Regions from separate parts of the Mus musculus genome. Here regions 1 and 2 are each linked to region 3. The links are chromatin contacts, found by Hi-C in ENCODE. All regions are on one chromosome and are shown on one strand. The core of a region is the stretch at or near the end of the contact, and the rest is flanking DNA. Distances in the headings are between cores, read along the strand shown.

Region 1 (3,625 bases), core at 464-2,963, about 110 Mb after region 3:
CCGACTCCAGGGACCCTCTGCCCCGTCTGTGCGAACCCATTCTCTGCCTTAACTCCTCTATATAATTTGTTACTGTCAATTTCCTGTCTCTGCAGGGGTCATGGCCATCCTAGGTCACCTCTGCCAGCATAGTGTGCCAGTGGTCAGCTTTCTGCTACACCTTTGGGGCTCTGGTAGTAACACACACACACACACACACACATACACACACTAGTTGAGCAGGGTGAATGCAGAAGTGGGCGCCTCAGCGTGTTCCTGTCTAAGTGAAGGCATTGTAATGTGGCTCACTGTATAAACTGTAGAGTCCTGTGCTTTCTGGATGCAAAGGGTGTGTCAGAATGATAAGAGTTTGGGTTCTGGAAAAGAATACAGCTAAGTGGGTAGACCTGGGTGGATGGGTGGGCGCAACCAGGTTCTTGGGGCTGGGCCAGGAGGGAAGCCAGGGCTTTTGGGCATCGGGTCTCTGACCTGAAGCAATCACTATGTCAGAGGGGTCAGTTAGGGAGGGGGGTGAGAGTGTGGCCAGAAGGGGTCGGGGAGTCTCCTGGTCTGAATTATCTGAGAGAAAAAATAATTATGTTCTGAGGAAGCTGTGATATAAGCGAGTGCCAGAGAGCCACGGGTGCACTGGGAGGCTGGCGGGGAAGAAGTGACCCCTACCTGAGGAGCAAGTCATGGGTTCACAGTGGGCCAGGAATGCTGGGAGTTTACTGAGTAGGAGAGGTGGCCCCCAAACTGTGAGTGGTGGGTACAGCAGTCCCAGCTCCTTCTGTGGGTGACGGGCCATTGTTCTGTGTCCACTGAGCCAGTGGGAGGTTGCAGGGGTTCCCAGACTGTCACATGTCCCTTTATCTGTTCCTTGGGTACCTGTTCAGTGCGGCACACTGGGGGCATTAGTGTGACACTGTGACCCGAACCTTTCAACCCAGGCCTGTGGTCTCAGCCTCCCCCACCTAGAACTGCCAACAGTGCCTGGTCAGTCACCCCTTCAAAGGCACTGACTATCCTCTCCATCACCCCTTGATCTCCACAGGGCACTCTCTGGACACCTCTAAAGCCACACTGTGTGCACCTGCCTCCTAGTCCCCCAGCCCACTACCATCCCAACTCACAGCTCTTGTTCACTGCACAGGCTCTGACACGCAGTGAGCACACACAAGATGCTTGCTGGGTGAGTGTGTCAGGGGAGGAAAGCCTGCTGGGGGCAGCTCGGGGCTGGGTCTTTACCGGATGGAAAGGGGACTGTCAGGGCTGTCGCCTGGGGAAGGGCTGATGGGCAGGTGGGGAAACAGAAAGGAGTTTCTTCTCAGATACTCGCCTCAGGTGCGGGTGAGGCTGCTCAGGGGTGGGAACAGGGAACAGGGAAAATAATGACAGAAATGACCTTCAGTGCACTGTCCCCACAGAAACAGACACCTCACCTCACCAGCTCCACAAGGGGAAAGGCTGGCCTATGAGGCCTGTGTTCCAGACACCCATTTTTCCTCTTCTGTTTCGCCCCGGGGCCCTTTAGGCCTTTGCCTGCAGTTGGTGGCCTCCAGAGGACCCCACCCCTGAGACCCCACCCCTGCCTCTACCCTCACTGAAATCTCAGGAGCCAAGGGACAGCACAAGTTAAGGGGTGGGGGACTGCCTTTCTCTGCTGTTTTCTCTGCGGGACACCCTGGAGCTGGGAACTCCTTTCCTGCTCAGTGGCCACATCTGTCCCCACCTGTCCCTGTTTTAGTCCAGCTGGCTGGGAACCGATGTGGGTGAGGCAGTAGTCTGTAGCACAAGGGCGCCCTCTGCTGACTTCAATGGGTGCTAAGGCTTGAGCTGAACCTGGAGGCAGTACTTCATGCAGACTTGGGCCAAGGTGTTTGCAGCGGTGTGTGACCCAGGCACGGAGAGGTTAGTGAACCTGCCTGAAGTCATACAGTAGACTCTGGCCTTGAGGCCTACAATGGAGAACTGGTGCATTCCCTCCTCACACCCTCAACAATGCCTACCCCGCCTCTGCCTCGGTTCCACTCAGTCAGTAGCATTTGTGGAGTTAGGCTGGGCCTCGCTGCTCACAGCTGACGCTCAGTGGGGCAGGAGGGGCAAACAATAGGAATAAATATGTCCCTATCAGGTGTGATAGAGCCTGAATGTGTCAGCTTCAGCCACACGCCCACCCTGACGTGATTTTTTTTTTTTTTTACACATTTGAGATAGGCTTTTCTCGTCATTGCCACACCTCAGTCAACTAAGGGTCACTATCATGGTCTTGACGGTAGGTGACATCACTCCTCCTTACTGAATGCCTCTGGTAACCAGAAGCAGTGCCCCAAGATAAAGCTAGTCCCAGTGGGGATGGTCTGGCTGTGTCTGCCCAGGATCTGCTGGGAAGCTACAAGAGACTCTCGCTCACAAAAAGCATAAGTGTAAACCGGAGGTCACATGATCAGGACACACTAACGTGTGAAACGTCAGAATGAGACTCACTATTGCATATGGAATTTAAAAAGAAAAAAAAAAAAAGATGATCCTAAAGTGACCCCCGCCACACACCTCTTCTGTTTACTGACACTTCTGGTTTCTCATGACTGACATTTAGCAGCAGCTGTGATGACGGGGACAGGTGGATGGTGTCCTCATCAGCTTCCTGCCCAGCCGCTCGGGAACACAAATGCCAGCACCCAGGCTCCTGAGGCCATAGCGCGTTCCTCAAAGAGCTCCTAGAACTGTGGCTCCCTAAAAGCCAAAGGACACACATTAAACATCGTGGGAGGACCTGGTACCCCACAGAGACTACAGGCTTGGCCACTGTTGCCCATGTACCAGTAGGCTACCGGACTTGTGGTTTCTGGGAGACAGCATGTAAAATTTACTTCCACGGAAAATGTTGGTGTTGAATGAGACCTTCACACCTGTGTGTGCACGGTGGCTTCTCAGTGACAGCTGGTGGCAGCAGCTACAAGACTGGCTCTAGGATCTCCATCTCCCAAGCCATTGCAGCTGTTGGACATCAAGGGACCCACGTGGACCCCACAGTGCAAAAGCCAGATCCTGTGGGCTCATGCTGGGGTCACGTGAGGTCACACCCTCAAAGGAGGATGTACTGTCTGCAAGCTCTGCTGAGTGGAGACCCCAGCCTGGAGCCCCAAGTGACCTGGCAGTGAACTAACAAGCCCAGGCCAGCACCAAGCACCTGGGGTCTGGCAGGGCCTTCTGGAGGGCAGCCTGTTGCGCCATGTGCCAGAGGGAATGTCTGCCCCAGCTGTAGGCTGGCCTGTGTATCTCCAGGATGAAGCTCAACTCCTGAGTCAAGACATTCAGACCTGCTCTCACCCCTTGTATGGTAGACAGCTGCCACTCTATCAGATCGAAATTCTTGTTTGCAACATCACAGCTATGACACATCCGTCCAATTTTAGCATAGAGTCCAACCAGTGCAGGCTCTCCCCAAGGAGCCAGCAGCTGGAGTGCCCCAAGGCAACTTAAGCAAGGGGAAACCAATTTTCATTTTTACCCAAGTACCTACGCCACACCCATTTTGCTGTGATCTGCTAGACTTAACTAGTCATTCATGGGGCCTGTGAGGCTCAAAGAGGACATACTTCCCTGGAGTCTTGAACTCATCCTCCTGCATCGCCCCTAAGGA
Region 2 (4,042 bases), core at 1,437-3,936, about 110 Mb after region 3:
TTTTTTTAAAGAAGATTCTACATTAAACATCCCCCCACCCCACCCCCCGTCCCTCCCCCCTTCATTCTGGAAGTGCAGGAGCGTCCAGAATTCTATTCCACTCCTACTTTTGACCAGCTGCAGCTAACCGCACACTGGTTCCTGGCTTTTGCTTATCACTGTGGGGTGGGAATCATTCTGCTGTTGCATGGAATTGTACACACTCTACAGCCTGCCTTGTTGCATGGATTTTGTTGTTGTTGTTGTTGTTGTTGTTGTTGTTGTTGTTGTTGTTTTTCGAGACAGGGTTTCTCTGTATAGCCCTGGCTGTCCTGAAACTCACTCTGTAGACCAGGCTGGCCTCGAACTCAGAAATCTGCCTGCCTCTGCCTCTCGAGTGCTGGGATCAAAGGCGTGCGCCACCACGTCCTGCTTGTTGTGTGGAATTGTACATACTCTACGCCTGCCTTCCTTTCTTTTCCTGACGGGCTTCTCAGTGCTAGCCTCAAAGTCCCAAGCTTTCTAGCTCTGCCTCCAAAGTAGAAGGGATACAGATGTATCCCCCATCTGGCTGTAGCTATTGTTTGCTGCTGTATGGTCTTCTATTGTGGGTATGCAACCTGGTTAGTCCGTGTCTATTGTTGATAGATATTTGAGTGTTTTGTTTTGTTTTGTTTGGGATTTCTGCTCTCTCTCTCTCTCTCTCTCTCTTTCTCTCTCTCTCTCTCTCTTCCTTTTTCTTTTTGATATTAAGAGTACAGGTGTCAGCCAGGCCATGGTGGCACACACCTTTGATCCCAGCACTTGGGAGGTGGAGCCAGGTGAATCTCTGAGTTCAAGGGCAGCCTGGTCTAAAGAGAAACCCTGTGGGGGGCTGGGGGGGGTTATTTACAGGTGTCAGGACTGTCCTTTTGTTTGGTCTGGGTTTGAGGCTGGCCGTGGGTTCTTAGCTTTGGTTGCTCTTTAGAGGCATCCAGTCCTTTTGACAGTTAAAATTCGATGCCAACAACCCCGCCCTAGATAAGCGAATCAGGATGTGTCTGCCAGTGAGGGCAGGGCGGGCTTAGGTGTTTTCAGACACTCTTGAGGAAAAGCTTGGCTGAAAAACCCTAGGTGGCAGTCGGCCTAGGAAGGGAGCTTCCTGGGCGTGGAGAGTCACCTGTCACCCGTTAGGGGCTAAGTCACACCTTTCCTAAGCGGCATGCCAGCCAGCATCCATCATTTGACCAAGTTTTACTTTCAGGCCTCTGGCAGGTGTGAGGTTGTGAACAGGCCTCCCCTTGTGGGCTTCATTTGCCTTTCTCTTTCCTTCTTACTAAGCAGGCTTGGGGGAGGCTGAGGGGGTGGAGTGGGGGGCTGCTGAAACAAAGGATGAAAGGGATGAAAGGAAGCCTAGCCAGGTGTGGATCTGGAAGAGAAAACAGGACTGGAGGAAGGCAGGTACCAAGCAAGGCCCCGTGGTAGGAAAGCCTGTTCTCTGATCATAGGGGATGGAGAAAAGTCAAAACCTAGTCAGCTGACTTGTCCGTTGGGACGAGGGTGGTGGTGGGGCGCTGTGTGCTCTCCCTCTGGACTCAGGGAGACTCATGGATGAACTAAATCTACCCAGAGGGCAGTGTTCTCCACGATGGTTGCCTGTTGTCTGACCATCCTCCCACTCCCCCACCCCCCACCCCCAGTGCTGGGAGTCTGATTCTATTCCCTGTTGTTACCTCCAGTGCCTAGAGACTCGATGCTAGCTGGTGCCCCAGAGGTTTCCGTAGACCCTCTGCTTTATAGGTGTTTATAACCCCATACTATGGGGGTGTGGGTTTGGTTTCCGAGGCCACCCTTCCTCCCTGTGAACGTTCCAACACGATTTTCAGGAAGTCGGGAGCCTTAGCCCTGGTCCTTGCTACCTCTGCCTCGCACCTGCCCTTATTGGTGTTTCACAATGCAACTCTAAACACGTCCGTCCTCAGCTGAAAGTCCTTCCGTGACTCCCCAGTGCCTGTAAGGCAAAGTCCAAACTCCTCCAAAGACCCGAGGCCAGGAAATCGGACCCCTCAGGGTCTGCCCAACACCAACCTCATCCTGGAACCTGCTCTCAAAGGTTGGACAGGCAGAAGTTACTGATTCTTACCCCGGGCCTTTCCCCTCGGTGCTTCTTCACTTCCTCTAGGAAGTCATAGACACCCTCCCCTGTCAGGTGACCGTTCATTGACAGTCACAGCTGTCTCTCCCCACCTCCTTTCATCAAATCACACCTCCCTTTAGTATTCGAATCCTCTGTTTATTCTGTCTGTCTCTCTCTCCCACGGCCGGGAAGCCATCCTTGCGTAGGGCATCCCTGGGTAGTGTTTTGTTCAGGGCTGTGTAGACAGTTCCAGGAACCCCTAAGCGCGTGCATATCATCGCACTTTCTGGCTCCCCAGCGCCCAAAGGTCAGCAGCTCGGGGATGTTGCGGGGCACCGCGCTCGTCGTGGGGCAGGCGCGGCCACCAGGGGTCGCCCGAGGAGCTCGGAAGCCGCGCGGTCCGGTCCGGGAGGAGCCCAAGCGGAATCTCAGCGCCACGCGGCGGGAGCCCCAGCAGCCCAGGCGCACCTGCTCCGGTCTCAGTCTCCGGCCGCGCCGCCGCCAGCCATTGGCTCAGCCTTGACAAAGGGGCGTGACCAACAGTACGGTCACGCCCCCAGCCCTGGTACTTAAAGGAATTTGCTGCTGCTAGGGGATCGTAGTGTGCGGCCGGGCCTCGCGAGCGGAGTTGACTACCGACCTTGCGCGACCCGGTGACCCCGACTACCTAGGTCGCTCTGGCCAACATGCCGCGCTCCTTCCTGGTCAGGAAGCCGTCCGACCCCCGCCGGAAGCCCAACTATAGCGAGCTGCAGGACGCGTGTGTGGGTGCGTGGTGGGGTGCGGGACGCGGGCGGCTGGGGGGGATCCCAAGGGTGCTGGGGGGAGGTGAGAATCGGGCTCTGCGGGCGCGACAGGTGGATCTGGAGCTCCGGGTCTTGGCAGTTGGGATCCACCGAGGGTGTCTTTGACCCGGGACGGGGAGGCTCCGGGAGTTGAAGACTCGAAGGCGGGGGTAGCTTTGCGGAGTCCGGGCGGGGGAGGGGAGGGGCGGGCGGGAAGCCCCCCCACCTGGCGCCCCGAGAATCCGCTCAGCTGACTCCCTGCTGTCTCTTCTCTTCCCGCAGAGTTCACCTTCCAGCAGCCCTACGACCAGGCCCACCTGCTGGCCGCCATCCCTCCGCCCGAGGTCCTCAACCCCGCCGCTTCGCTGCCCACCCTCATCTGGGACTCTCTCCTGGTACCCCAAGTGCGGCCGGTTGCCTGGGCCACCCTCCCGCTGCGGGAGAGCCCCAAGGCCGTAGAGCTGACCTCGCTGTCCGATGAGGACAGTGGCAAAAGCTCCCAGCCGCCCAGCCCGCCCTCGCCGGCGCCGTCGTCCTTCTCGTCCACCTCGGCCTCCTCCCTGGAGGCCGAGGCCTTCATCGCCTTCCCTGGCTTGGGCCAACTTCCCAAGCAGCTGGCCAGGCTCTCGGTGGCCAAGGACCCCCAGTCGCGGAAGATCTTCAACTGCAAATATTGTAACAAGGAGTACCTCAGCCTGGGCGCTCTGAAGATGCACATCCGAAGCCACACGCTGCCTTGTGTCTGCACGACCTGTGGAAAGGCCTTCTCTAGGCCCTGGCTGCTTCAGGGCCACGTCCGCACCCACACTGGTGAGTGAGTGTGCATAGCTGAGCTCTGAGTCTGGGCTGTTTGGCCTTAGACCCTGGGGGGACTCAACACTTACTCCTAAGGCTGCCAAGCAGTGGACAAAGTAGATGTTGGTTGTTCTCCATTCTGTACCTTGCTGTTCGAGGCTAGGAGTGAAGAGGTGTTCCCTATCCGGGCTCAACCCACACTGTAGAAGTCAGACAGGATATTGCTAGACAGGATATTCTGCACCTGGCCTTGAATCCTGAGTCGAGAACTTCCCCAGTTTCCTCGTTTCTAAAATGTATCAGAGAACACTTCGTGGGGTCTTTGTAGAGTGAAGTGCTAGGTGCAGGTGCCACTAAGAAATGACTT
Region 3 (3,977 bases), core at 662-3,161:
AAAAGAGCATCTTATCAGCATGCTCCAGCCAGCAGGCTGTGCCCCCCTCCACAACCAAACCTCCAGCCTCTCTCAGCAAAAGGCCTCACCCTCTGAGCCTTTTCCCATTTCAGAGCTAACACCCTGCTGGGTTTTGACAACAAATAAATGAATACACAAGGCCCTAACATAATTAGCCATCTTTTCAGGTAGAGAGAGGTGGGTGGGGGGAGGAGGGCTTGGGAGAATACTTTAGTGTAAATTGGCCTCACTTCTGAAGTTGACGCTGGCACACAGCATCTGAGGGCACTTATTTTAAATAAAGCCACATGAAGTGAGTTTTCGAGATACCCGTCCGTGAATCCTGACCTTGTGCATATCTATCTCAGCCAAGTCGTCAGTAAAGATTTTAAACTTGTAACCCAAAGATTGGACTTCTTAATCCAGGAGAAAGGCTGTGGCTTGGACATCGTGGGCACTGAAACCCAGGGACATTTATTTACTTCTTTTAAAGGGGAATTTTAACAAACAAAAGAGGCAAAGAAAGTAAAATAGAAAATAGTACTTTGTGACCCCGAGGAAGCATTTCAGATGGGCTGATGCTGGACAGCCGGAACAATAATCCTGCAAACCGCCACAAAGAACTCAGCAGGCTCCAGTGCCACACATCTGGATCTTAATGGAACCACAGTTTACGTGGAAGGGTGCATTTTGCTGCTATCATTACTGGGATAACTTAATTGATCTGTCTCTGTGGCTGAGGGTGTAGACTAGAGATTTATTACGAAGGGAAAAGATCTGCAATGCTGCCTTTTCTTTTTCAACAAGCATTCTGTCACTGACCTCTAAACGAGTTTAACCTTTTCTGAGCAGACCTGCACATTTTTAACATAATTTAGAGCTAGGGTTTTTGTTGTTGTTATTGCTGCTGCTGAGAGGCTGTGGGGTTTTTATCACAACATGGCTTCAGTAACCTTCTTTCAAAAACAAAGATGTTAAAAACAAAAGACCGAAACTAAAACCTGCCAGTTCCACTCCTTTTCCAGGCAGGGGATTCGGATGTAACCTTTCAAGTGCCTTTGGAGTTCAATCTGTTAGAAAATGTATGAAACAAAATTAGAATAGGAAAAGGCGTGTGTATGACTCAGGCTTATCCCAGTATCTCTATCACAGGATTTCCCTGTGTTTCTGAAAACCTTGAGAAAGTGACAGAAGTTCCTGTTTTTCTTTTCTTTTTTGTCTTTTTTTTTTTTTTTTTAAAATAAGAAGGGTGGCGCGCGCGAACACACACACACACACACACACACACACACACACACACACACACGTCTTCCGGGTTCCCCATGAATCAGACAGGTTTCTTGGAGGTCCCCTAGTGCAATGCAAAGCACTGCCCCGACGTATCCCCAGTTCCTCTGTACACAAAGGTCTCCAGGAAACCCCCAAACTTGTTGCGGGCCGCCGGAGCCCTTGGCCGCGCGCCTGCCCGTCCCACCTCTCCGCCAGTCCCCGTCCCGGTCCCCCCGGGCATCTCTCCGCCCGCCGCCTCCTTCCGAAACCGGGTCACCGCCCCGCGCGCTCGGCGCAGGCCTGGGGAGCGCGGCAGCCTCACCTGCTTGCGGTAGGGCGTCCTGCAGCCGCCGGCAGCGCCGGGGTGGCCGCTGCCGCTGGGGAAGATCATCTCGGGCGCGGGGAGCTGAGGCAACCGGGGCCGCGGCGCTCCGGGAACTCCCTCTCTCGCCTGTCCGGGCAGGCGGAGGGAGGATGCGGCCGGGGACTGGCTCGCGGCTCCCGCCCTAAAAGTGCGGCGCGACGCGCGCGGCCGGCGACTCTCGAGCAGCTCCGGGGGCCGCCGCCCTGCGTGCCATGGACCGGAGTTCGCGCGCGGTGCCGGCGGCAGCGGACGAGCAGCGCCGCCGCGTCCCCACCTCCCGCCGCCTCAACCACCGCCCCGAGAGCGCGCCGGCCGGGGGCGGGGAAGCAGCCGCGCACCGCCTAGTGCCGCGCCCAGCCCTCCCGCGCCTCCCGCCCGCCCGGCCGCCCGGCCGCGCCCGCTCCCCCGGCCTCGGCCCCCGCGCTCGGCCTCCCGGGCTGGGGCGGCAACCCGGGCTGCGCGGCGCCCCCATCCCGCGCAATGGTTGGCTCTGGCGCCCCGCATGCCTCACATTCCTGGGAGCAGCCACCCCAGGCCCTTGGGCCAGGCGTCGCCGTGGCTTCGCACCCCACTTGGCTGCCCCTTTTAAGGGCATCGCTTCGGGAACCGCTGGAACACCTGGATAGGAAGCCAATGGCCCGCCTTTTCTTTCATCTTTCACAGCAGCCCCTGGTCCCGAAAAGGCGCGGATAATTACTCTCACTTCCCTGTCCAGATCTACCTCCCAGGACACTTCTCAGCCCCCCAGTTATAAGCATGCTACATTTTTGTAGAGCAAACGGGTGGGTTTTTTTTGTTTTGTTTTGTTTTGTTTTTGTGTTTTCCTTTCCAGTCCCTCACCCAAATACACCCGGGAAAGTTTTCAATTTCATTCTTGTGCCACAGAGGAAGAGTTTTCCTTCAAGACAACATTATCAAAAAAGCAATGAAAACCTTATAAGCCATCCAAAGGGGAGACCTGTCCTTCCTGGAAAAGACAGAAGATACAGGAATTCAACCTAGTTATTAAAAAGACGGCAAGAAAGGGACAAAGACAGGAGTAATTTCCTTTGTTCTCAAGTGGAAAAAAAAATAAAAACTGCTTCTCTTGCCGCTCCTTTTGCAGTCACCTCTCTGGATGTAGCTAGCAGGCTTTGAACACATGTTGATGTGGAGGCCTCAGAAGAGGGTGGTCAAGCAAGCCATTTCTGGATAGGGTTACCAGGGCTGGTTGCCATCTTTAAATTGGCGACGGGGTCCCTGACAAGTATTCCTGAATTCTGGGATTACAGCCACAGTACACATACATAGGTCTTCCCTGGCTTCTAACATCTTCCTGGAAAGGCCCATCTGCTACAACAATGAAAAATCCCAGCTTGTCTTAACAAGAGAAGGAACTCAAACTCTGGCTGTCACAGAGATGCTATGAACGTCAACTTTCTAGCCAAAGTGTAGCCATTCAGAGACTTTTCTGAAAACAAAGTTGAAAATTATACTTCCCAGAAATCCTGCTGGTGACTTAGTCAGCTGCTTCCAAAGTCCCCAGAGTTCCAGCAAAAGTAACAAGAAATAATAAGTCTTGCCTATTGAAAGCAGACACACCCACAACACACACATAATCCTAATTCTTTTCACTTAAAAAAAAAAAAAAAACAGCAAAGGCTAGGGTATTCGGTGCATACTGGGCAAGTAAAACCTTAAAATTCACAGGATATCTGCCCTTGAAAGTGTTTAAAGATTACAGCACAGCCAGGCTGTGAGCTAGTGGGGACCCCAGAACTGTTTTTCTACTACTACTCCATGCATTGGTTTTGTTTTTTTTTTTGGTTTTTTTTTTTTTTTTTTTTTTTTTTTTTGCTGTGACCTGTTGTCTTTCCTCACTATGAGCCAGCACAAATGCAAAGTGGACAGTTTTAGTTCCAACTGTTCAAGTCGAAGATGCCTTTTCCTGAGGACTCGAGACACACCCTACTTCATCCTACCCTCTGCACTATTACCACAAGTCCCACCAGTCATCTACAGAAAAAGCCAGTGTACAACCTCAGTTGTCCTGACTGGTCTCTTAGGAAACCACAATTGAAACCACAGAAGAACAGCATTAAATTTTTTTATGGCTTTTCTCTCAAGTCATGATGTACTTGCTGGGTCATGACCCATTGGATACTGTGCTATTCCAAAATGCTAGCACTCGATTGGATGTCTAATAGTTCTCTAGAGATAAGAAAATGTTAAATGATAAAATTTAAAGAGATGGCAAAATAAATCTGATACTAGTAGAATGTGCAAATAATACTGAGAGGTATTAAGAGAACTGACCTTAAGACTTAAAATGAATCTAAGAATTAGCATGCTGTTTATAGTTTCA

Evidence for each region. A loop is a pair of places that touch in the nucleus more often than their neighbours do.
Region 1: a loop to region 3 is called in a map of T-helper 17 cell, with 1323 times the contacts of the local background. The contact joins the enhancer-like site here to the promoter of Rbms1 in region 3. A Hi-C loop is called at or near these places in 5 of 37 maps with a recorded cell type or tissue (T-helper 1 cell, T-helper 17 cell, T-helper 2 cell and 1 more).
Region 2: a loop to region 3 is called in a map of T-helper 17 cell, with 134 times the contacts of the local background. The contact joins the promoter of Snai1 here to the promoter of Rbms1 in region 3. A Hi-C loop is called at or near these places in 2 of 37 maps with a recorded cell type or tissue (T-helper 1 cell and T-helper 17 cell).

The regions. Positions count from the first base shown.
Region 1 is chr2:167,603,603-167,607,227 of GRCm38, forward strand. It overlaps Gm11476 (a long non-coding RNA gene), which reads left to right. Exons shown (of 4, transcript XR_866991.2): 3 at 1,034-1,171; 4 at 2,579-3,625. Among named protein-coding and RNA genes, the nearest start is that of Gm31619, 16 kb to the left of the region's middle. Within about 2 kb of position 1,714, at least 1 of the 3 ENCODE cell types and tissues checked has a DNase peak (open chromatin) inside an H3K27ac peak, as active enhancers do.
Region 2 is chr2:167,535,509-167,539,550 of GRCm38, forward strand. It overlaps Snai1 (snail family zinc finger 1), which reads left to right and starts at 2,687. Exons shown (of 3, transcript NM_011427.3): 1 at 2,687-2,863; 2 at 3,163-3,690. The coding sequence starts at 2,782.
Region 3 is chr2:60,879,527-60,883,503 of GRCm38, forward strand. It overlaps Rbms1 (RNA binding motif, single stranded interacting protein 1), which reads right to left and starts at 1,912. Exons shown (of 14, transcript NM_001141931.1): 1 at 1,592-1,912. The coding sequence starts at 1,660. LOC108168762 (a long non-coding RNA gene) reads right to left here. Exons shown (of 2, transcript XR_003953832.1): 2 at 3,440-3,977.